2 separate regions of the Homo sapiens genome follow, and region 1 is linked to region 2. A link is an interaction called in ENCODE POLR2A ChIA-PET data of the cell type or tissue named here. Cell type or tissue: K562. All regions are shown on one strand. Links, peaks and the distances in the headings refer to the core of each region. The heading gives the core; the rest is flanking DNA. Region 1 overlaps LRP1 (LDL receptor related protein 1). Region 2 overlaps KIF5A (kinesin family member 5A).

Evidence for each region. ChIA-PET counts read pairs that join two places held together with the same protein. Peaks named below come from ENCODE experiments on the same cell type or tissue, not always from the same donor. Only the 100,000 strongest peaks of a DNase experiment are listed, where the experiment ranks them.
Region 1: POLR2A ChIA-PET joins it to region 2 with 5 read pairs; 1 of 35 experiments calls an interaction of 5 or more read pairs at or near these places.

The regions. Positions count from the first base shown.
Region 1 is chr12:57,181,232-57,185,611 of GRCh38, forward strand. It overlaps LRP1 (LDL receptor related protein 1), which reads left to right. Exons shown (of 89, transcript NM_002332.3): 34 at 1-60; 35 at 2,148-2,279; 36 at 2,544-2,678; 37 at 2,854-2,983; 38 at 3,095-3,221; 39 at 3,608-3,759; 40 at 3,850-3,974; 41 at 4,300-4,380. Among named protein-coding and RNA genes, the nearest start is that of MIR1228, 11 kb to the right of the region's middle. RefSeq lists a silencer at 1,831-1,880. In K562, for the core only: a CTCF peak has its summit at 1,913 (motif pointing left); a DNase peak (open chromatin) is centred at 1,920; H3K27me3 peaks cover 2,937 bases.
Region 2 is chr12:57,550,113-57,554,492 of GRCh38, forward strand. KIF5A (kinesin family member 5A) reads left to right here. Exons shown (of 29, transcript NM_004984.4): 1 at 1-288. The coding sequence starts at 160. Among named protein-coding and RNA genes, the nearest start is that of KIF5A, 2.3 kb to the left of the region's middle. RefSeq lists an enhancer at 267-859. In K562, for the core only: no CTCF peak of the experiment used is centred there; DNase peaks (open chromatin) are centred at 2,389, 2,919 and 3,429; H3K4me3 peaks cover 2,214 bases.

The sequences.
Region 1 (4,380 bases), core at 117-4,116, 370 kb before region 2:
CCCGCTCCTGCATGTGCACAGCCGGCTATAGCCTCCGGAGTGGCCAGCAGGCCTGCGAGGGTCAGTGCCTGGCTTTCCTCCCAGCCTTGTCCCAGCTCCCCAACCCTGACCCCTCCTACCCTACAGCCCCACCTTCCTCTTCTTACCTTGGGGACAAGACTACATTCGTCGTGTAGGGGACACTGGACTATGAAGTGGCTATGACTCTCCAGTGCCTCCAGTAGGATTTTGGAAAAATAGATGTCAGCAGGCAGATCGGGGCAGCTGCATGGAAGAGGCATGCTCTGAGCTGGGTTTTCTAGGACAAGTAGGATTTGGATGCATTGTTCAAAGGAGAGGGAACTATACACAAGGCAAGGTGTGTGCAGGAGCCCCAGCCAAGAGTGGTGGGCAAAGTGTGGGGAAGTCCTGGAGATAAGGCTGTGAGCTAGGCGGGGCTCCTGTGTTCTGAGCCAGGAGTGCCTGGAAAGTGATGTTTGGGGAAGATCAACCTGGCCGCAATGGTGGTGGGGAAGAAACAGAGGCGGTTAAACCAGTTAGGAGGCCATTAGGAGTAATCAGAGTGTGAGATGATGGGCCTGGGCTGGGCTCAGTAAGGGTTGAAGAAAAGAAATGAAACCCAGACGCATTTCACAAGAACCTGCTAACTGATTTATGAGCTTGCTGGGGGACAGCATTTCCCAAAAGTGCATTCCTAGGAGCCTCCCTCTTTGATGTGGGTAGATTTTACCAAAAGAAACTCTGAGTTGAACAAAGTTTAAAAGTGTTTTGTGCTGCAGAACTTCTCAGAGCCTTGAATATGTTTATGTGTGCCAAGAATTTTTCAAGCGTTTGGGGTTTTCCAAAACTCACTTGACCATTCATTTTTTTTTCACTGAGTCTGAGCAACCAGGGACCATGTGGGGATTCACTTTGGGATGTGCTGTATCAAAGGGATAAAGGCAAGGGAGGATTCTGAGGTGCATGGGTAGTGGTGCCTCAAGACATGGGAAAACTGGGCCAGGCGCAGTGGCTCAAGCCTGTAATCCCAGCACTTTGGGAGGCTGAGGCCGGCCGATCACTTGAGGTCAGAAGTTTGAGACTAGCTTGGCCAACATGGCAAAACTCCGTCTCTACTAAAACCACAAAAATTAGCTGGGCGTGGTGGTGGGCACCTGTAATCCCAGCTACTCAGAAGACCTAGGCAGGAGAATCACTTGAACCGGGAAGGTTCAAGGGTTGCAGTGGGCCAATATTGTGCCACTGAACTCCAGCCTGGGCGACAGATCAGGACTCCATCTCAATTAAAAAAAAAAAAAAAAAAGAGCCAGGTGCGTGGCTCATGCCTGTGATCCCAGCACTTTGGGAGGCTAAAGAGGGCGGATTACCTTGAGGCCGGGGTTCAAGACCAGCCTGACCAACACGGAGAAACCCTGTCTCTACTAAAAATACAAAATTAGCCGGGCATGGTGGTGCATGCCTGTAATCCCAGCTACTCGGAAGGCTGAGGCAGGAGAATCACTTGAACCTGGGACGCGGAGGTTGTGGTGAGCCGAGATCGCGTCATTGTACTGCAGCCTGGGGAACAAGAGTGAAATTCCGTCTCAAAAAAAACAAACAAAGAAAAACAAAAGAAAAGAAAAGAAAAAGAAATGGGATAACTGGGAATGAGACTGGCTTCGGAGTGACCTTAGGGGGTTGAGTTTTTGATGTTGGAGAGAGGGTGTGGCATAGACCAGACAGAGGGAGGACAAAGAGGAAACTAGGATCAGGCTGAGCACCAAACTGGAAGTCTAGATTTTGGAGTCACCTAGTCCTGATTGTCTGGTCTGAACTCCCAGACTTTCCCTAAGGAACTTGCAGGGGTGCAGGGTTGGGTTGTGCTGGGTGGAGGCCGGCAGAGCACAGGGTGAGAAATCCGAGTCTCTGCTGCCCTCTCATGGTGGCTAGGGGTCCTGCAGGTGGTTCCCCAGAGCTACCAGCCAGGTGCGCTTCCTCCCGGCCCATGCTCTGGCCTCAGGCTAGGGTGTGTGTGCTGGGTGGAGGATAGGGATGATGGTGGGGGGGGATGATATCAAAGGAGAAGCAGAGAACAGTTGGAGGGTGACAGGAACCAAGTTTAAGGGAGTGTTGGCGATACCCATGCCTTAAGTTTCCTTGTCTTTCAGGCGTAGGTTCCTTTCTCCTGTACTCTGTGCATGAGGGAATCAGGGGAATTCCCCTGGATCCCAATGACAAGTCAGATGCCCTGGTCCCAGTGTCCGGGACCTCGCTGGCTGTCGGCATCGACTTCCACGCTGGTGAGCCATTTGGTGGCAGAGGGAGTTGGGCGTGGCGTAGGAGCTTTAGGGGTGGTGTGGTGTGCCCTGAGGGTCCAGTGAGAGGCTGCCTGAATTGGCCTGAGGTGGGGCACTTGCTACAGCTGCCACCCTGACTCCACCTCCCCTTCAAGCACCTGGCCCCTCCGGCACTCTCTCACCTCTGTCTTGAGCCTTGTGAGATTTTGACCCCTCACCTTACCCCTGCCTTATTGGGCATCCCCATGTCACCTCCTCCACCTCCAGAAAATGACACCATCTACTGGGTGGACATGGGCCTGAGCACGATCAGCCGGGCCAAGCGGGACCAGACGTGGCGTGAAGACGTGGTGACCAATGGCATTGGCCGTGTGGAGGGCATTGCAGTGGACTGGATCGCAGGTGAGCAGTGGGCAGGTTTGTGGGGCTTGGGGTGTGGCAGAGGACTGGGGGACGAAGTGAGAGGAGGAGTTGGCGGGAGCAGGAAGAGGAGCTGTAGGGGTGCCTGGGAGCTTGGAGACACCAGGTCCACCTGTCCTCACCTAACCTCCCTGAGCCCCACCAACTCCCTCCTTAGGCAACATCTACTGGACAGACCAGGGCTTTGATGTCATCGAGGTCGCCCGGCTCAATGGCTCCTTCCGCTACGTGGTGATCTCCCAGGGTCTAGACAAGCCCCGGGCCATCACCGTCCACCCGGAGAAAGGGTGAGGAGCTGGAAAGACTGGCCTTGTCATTCTGCCCATGGCCCATGCTGATGAGGCCCTGTCTCCTCCAGGGTCTGAGGACTGACCCCCACTTCCACCCCCACCCTACAGGTACTTGTTCTGGACTGAGTGGGGTCAGTATCCGCGTATTGAGCGGTCTCGGCTAGATGGCACGGAGCGTGTGGTGCTGGTCAACGTCAGCATCAGCTGGCCCAACGGCATCTCAGTGGACTACCAGGTTCGCACGCCAACTTGGCCTTGGATCCGATGGTAGACCCCTGACCCAGGCTCCTGTTCCCTGTGATGAGCCCATTCTGGGAGGACTTGGAGCCCAGGGGAAGTCACAGGGTCTCCCAGCCCAGCCCTCCACCCAGAGTAGGACTCCTGCTACCACAGAGATGATGGGCAGGGGTCGCTCAGAAGTGGGGAGTGGGGGAGTGGAGAGATGCCTGGAGGTCACCTTATCAGCAGGGCAGTGGGCAGGAGTGTATGCAGGAGGCAGGAGTGAGTTAGGGGAGGCTGAACTGAGGGCCTCACTCTGGCCCAGGCACTCCCTGCTGCCCCAGACATGGGGCTGGCAGCGAGCTCAGCCCTGGAGGTGAGGTGGGTGCCTCTGGCCTGTAGGATGGGAAGCTGTACTGGTGCGATGCACGGACAGACAAGATTGAACGGATCGACCTGGAGACAGGTGAGAACCGCGAGGTGGTTCTGTCCAGCAACAACATGGACATGTTTTCAGTGTCTGTGTTTGAGGATTTCATCTACTGGAGTGACAGGTGAGGGCTTCTGTCCTGGCCTCCTCAGCTGATCTCTTCCTTCCCTCCTGCCTCCACTGATGCCCTGCTTGTGCCCTGTCCTTCCCTCAGGACTCATGCCAACGGCTCTATCAAGCGCGGGAGCAAAGACAATGCCACAGACTCCGTGCCCCTGCGAACCGGCATCGGCGTCCAGCTTAAAGACATCAAAGTCTTCAACCGGGACCGGCAGAAAGGTGAGGCTGGGGCTCTGGGCTGGGGTGGAGAGGTGAGGGGGACTCTGGCCTGGGAGAGTGCTCCCCAGGGAACCCAGTGTGAGAGGGCTGGGAGACAAGTTAGACCCATGGGGCAACTTCCGATGGCCCGAGAGACCCAGGGATGGGGAGGAAAGGCTGAGGTGCTCTGGGACAGATCTTGGCATTGGACTCTGGGCCCTGGAGGGTCATTCAAGCTGGGAATACCGAGGCAGAGGGCAGAGCTTTCGCCAAAGCCTGGATGACAAAGGCACCAGTGAGCCTTTCCCAAGGCAGGCCCTGCCCTCTGTACCCTCCCCTCCCCCAGGCACCAACGTGTGCGCGGTGGCCAATGGCGGGTGCCAGCAGCTGTGCCTGTACCGGGGCCGTGGGCAGCGGGCCTGCGCCT
Region 2 (4,380 bases), core at 164-4,163:
CCGGCCCTGCTCCCCAGGCTTCGCCCGGGCGCCCTCAACTCTGTCCCCAGAGACTGAGCACCTGTCCTCCGCCTCGGCCTCTGCTGAGAGCCCTCTCCTCTGGAGCACACACCACCCCTGCAGCCCAAGAAGAGTCCCAGCCCCACGCCGGCTACCACCATGGCGGAGACCAACAACGAATGTAGCATCAAGGTGCTCTGCCGATTCCGGCCCCTGAACCAGGCTGAGATTCTGCGGGGAGACAAGTTCATCCCCATTTTCCAAGGGGACGACAGCGTCGTTATTGGGGTGAGTGTCGCCCAGGAGGGAATTCGGGGAGGGGGCAGGTGGCTGAATCTCCCCGCCCCCCGCAGAGCCTTAGTCTCTGCTGGTCCCTTTGCTCCCCCTCCCCGCCGCTCATCCTTCATCCTCTTCCCCGCAGCCCCTCCTCTCCCCTGCATCAGGATGGCTGGGTGTGGCCTGGCCAGGCCAGCGGCCGAGTCTCTGCAGAGTGGCAGGGGGCTGCTTTCCTACCTTCGGGAGATCCAACTCCCCTTTGCTGCTGTCTGCAGCGTCTCCACCCGTTAGAACCAGTCCCATGTTTTTCTGATGTTTTCCCCTTCTCCACCACCCGCTCCCCAAGAGAAAGCGCATCTTCCCTTTGTTATTGGCTCAGATCTCTACCCCCACCTCCCGGAAGGTAAGGCGGAAGACTTTTGGGTGGATTAGATGGGAGGTGAGCAGTCCAGGGTCTCTGCAGAGTGTGGATGGAAGTGGGCTCTAAGACCAAACCTTCCATCATTCCCTAAAGTAGTTATAGCCTGGATTTTTGTGTGTGTGTTGTGGGGAGTAGGTCTGATGCAGGGTTTACTGGGAAAGAAATCATTGATGCCACACCCAATCTTGGGGGGAGCCTCTGGAATCCTAAGGTCAGGTCTGCCTTTTGGTCCCAGGTACAGTAGGAAGAGGGTTTCAGATTCCCCAACTGACCCCCCTAAAGAAAAATGCCCAAACCCTGAGATCCTAGTCAGTACCTGCTTATTCATCCTTTCTCTTGAGGATCCAATAGAAAGTAGCCATCCAGCTCTACCTCATCATGACAGCCCTACCCAAGGAGGATATCTTAAGGGAACTAATATTAACAGTGGGCCTGTTACTCTACGTATATTATTTAACCCCCAAAACAACATTCAGAAGTAGTATCAATATTTCCATTTTACAGATGCAGAAATTGAGGCCCAAAGAACTTGAATAACTTTCTCAAGGTCATGCTATTCATCCATGGATCTGAACCTAAATCTGTGACTGCAAACCTCCCATCTCTTCTATCACATTGCCTACCCAGGTTTCTGTTCTGCACCTTTATCTGTAATGGCCCAAAGGGAAATTCTAGGCCTTGCCCACTCCCCCTGAGGTTGGTAGGGACCTCAGGCTGTGTGTGGGGAGAAAAGATCTGGGGTCGAGTCCTGTAGGGCTTGAGGGGTGCTGGGCCAGGAAACAAAAACTAGCTTGAGGAGGGAGGGGCATGTACGAGGGCAGTCAAGGTCAGAGGTGCTTCTTATGTATCTTTATCCACAGTGCTTGGCACAGAGCACCTGGACACAGGCTTGTTAAAGGAATGAAGGAAAGAAGGGGAGGAAGCCTGGGCCTTCTGAGTCAGTGAGAATGGGACTTTGAATAAACATGCTTCGGGGGAGACCTGCTTACCAGTCCCCAAGGGCCCCAGTCTGTCACCACCTTGCACCCTTACCCACACTGTTAACTCAAATGGATGCTTTTGGTCTCTCTCTCTCTCTCTCTCTCTCTCTCTCTCTCTGTGTATGTATTTGCCACATGGAGAGGGCCTCTGTTTCTTTTTGCTTCAGGGACCTCGCTGGCCCTGCAGTCTGTTCAGTCTGGCTGGGCTAAAAACAAAACAAAACAAAACAAAACAACCACAAAACAACTCCTGGATCAACTCTGGAGGACCCCTCTCAGAGTGTCCTGGATAGCCAGCATTAGTTGTGAGAGTTGGAGCTTCAGATCCCCCTGAGACATAAAGGCTGAGAAACAGGAGGAGGGTGATGATGGGGGCAAAACTTTTAGGCCCAATTTCCTTGCTCTGGGAGGTTTTTCCAGTAAGACTGAACCAACTCCTTTAGGCTCTCTGGGCCATCCTAGTATAGTGGGATGGGGCAGGGGGTGATGTTGGTAAGAGGGGTGTGGTGTCGATCTGTTGTTAGCCCAGCTAAACAGGAGAGACACACAGTGGGAGGTGGGCAAGGAGGAAAGATGAATAGAAGCCCCAGGCCCCCTGCCAATTCAGATTCCATCTCAGCTCCACAGCTGGATCTTCCTTGTCTGTTTTGCCTGATATCTGTAGGGCTGTACCTTTGTCTTGCTCGTATCTTCCCTCACCCTAGCCCTCCCTGTCAATCTCTCACTTGAAGATAAATGCTTACGGGGGGGCCATTTTGTCTTAGGCAACATCCTTGGAGTTTGCTTTTTCAGACTTAATATTCATTCATCATTTAGGGAATGAGGGCTACAGGAGACATGATTTTTAGGAGACCCTTGAGGGTCCCAACAAGGGAAGGAAATTCCTACTCCTTTTTCTCTTTTCCCCTCTAGCTCTTTTTGGAGCCCACCAGGTCGGGAGCTGGCTTAGGAATTAATGGGGGAGGCTGCTTCAGGATGTCTAGGAAGGTGCGGGAAGAGTGAAGGTGGGAGAGATAATCTTTCCCAATGCAGCCCCTACTCCTTCCTGTGACTGCTCTCCCCTTCGCCTCTGCAGCACTGCGGCCAGCGCTGAGCTTCAGAGTCCCTTCTGTTCGTGGGCTTTGTTCTGCTTGTTAGAGGGTAGGAGAATAAGCTGGAGAGACAGCTCTGTGTGCCTTTTTTCTCCCCTACTCCTCTGACTTCTTCCAGGAACCTGGGGGATGGGGCTTAGCCAAAGTTAATGGCCTGAGTCATAGCAGAAGGGTGTCTGGGTCACCGTCTGTGTGTGGTGCCCATCTTGTTTTGCTTTTGCACACTCAGAATCCAGTGTGACTTTTTCGCCAGACCCATTTAAGTGTCTGTCTTCCTCTGCCTTGGTCTTTCTCAGCAGTGTCCCAGTGCCTGCTGTCTGGACTGCTGCATCTGTACCAGATGTGGGAGGGATGACAGTGAAGAAACACATACATACACACACACACTCTTTCTCTTTCCCCTTCATTCAAGTGTACACAGCTACCTCCCTCAGGTCTCCCAATGGTTAAGTGGGTTCTTAATGCAAGAAACTAGGACCATTGTGTACCTCACTTGGCAAAGCTAGGTTGGGACCTGCAGGGTTATTGGAGCAGAATCAGTATTGTTTGGGGTGGCCTGGGATTTGATATCTGAAGTGGGGAGCAGGGCTGTCCTTTGCTTTGGGGGAGTCTCATAAAGAAAAATGGAGACGAGAAGTAACGTTCATTGTGGCCAGTGTCTCTCCAGCATTACCATGGCAACAATCCCCACGGGTGTCACTATGGAAATCAGGCCTGGCACTTGAAGTTCAGCTTATACCAAGTGCTTTACTGAGGGTTGAACAGGTTGGTCATCTTTGGACCCCTGATCTTAAACCCCCAGCCCCAATTAGCTTCAGTCAGCACACATGATAGAAAAGTACAGAAAGGTGCTGGGATACACAAATGGAAGAGGAGACACCAGGGAGGCTCGGAGTGTGATTAAATTAAAAGAGAACAAAGAACCCTGGACTGTGGGACTCTGAAGAGAGGCCCTTCAGAGAAGGCTATAAGGAGCACTTAGACTGCTGGGGGTGGGAGAGAGATTGGATTTCGGCGACATTTCTAAGAGGAGGAGGGACTCTGTGACTATTTCTCATTAACAACTCACAGAGTCTTCGATTACCTGGAGGTAGAGAGGGTGGGTGGCAGAATTACATACTTCTGAAAATGGGATTGAGGTTGGAAAAAGGGAGTGATGAAAGGCTTTAGTTCTGTCTGGAAATACTTGGAAAAATGCCCAAATGTGAGGAGGGGGGATATGGAGTAGGGGAAGAAAAAGCCTTGATAAGGCTCTGACACAGTGTTGGCATTTCAGTTCTTGGATCACTTTGCAGTGTGGGTCTGGAATCAGATTGCTTGAATTTGAAACTGTGCTCTACCATTTCTCAGCCATGTGACTGTGGGGAAGCTACCTGACCTCTTTGAGCCTGTTTCGTCATCTATAAAGTGGTAATAATAATAGTATCTATGTCCTAGGATTACTGTGAACATTAAATGAGATAATGCATATAAACTGCTTTGTAACATGGCAGGCACACAGTAAACCCTCAATAAGAGTTAGATATTATCACTATTTTATATGCTATCTCCCCACAAGCTAGCTTTGACAAAATTGGGAAGTGGGTAACACTTTTCCTTTTTACTAATTGTT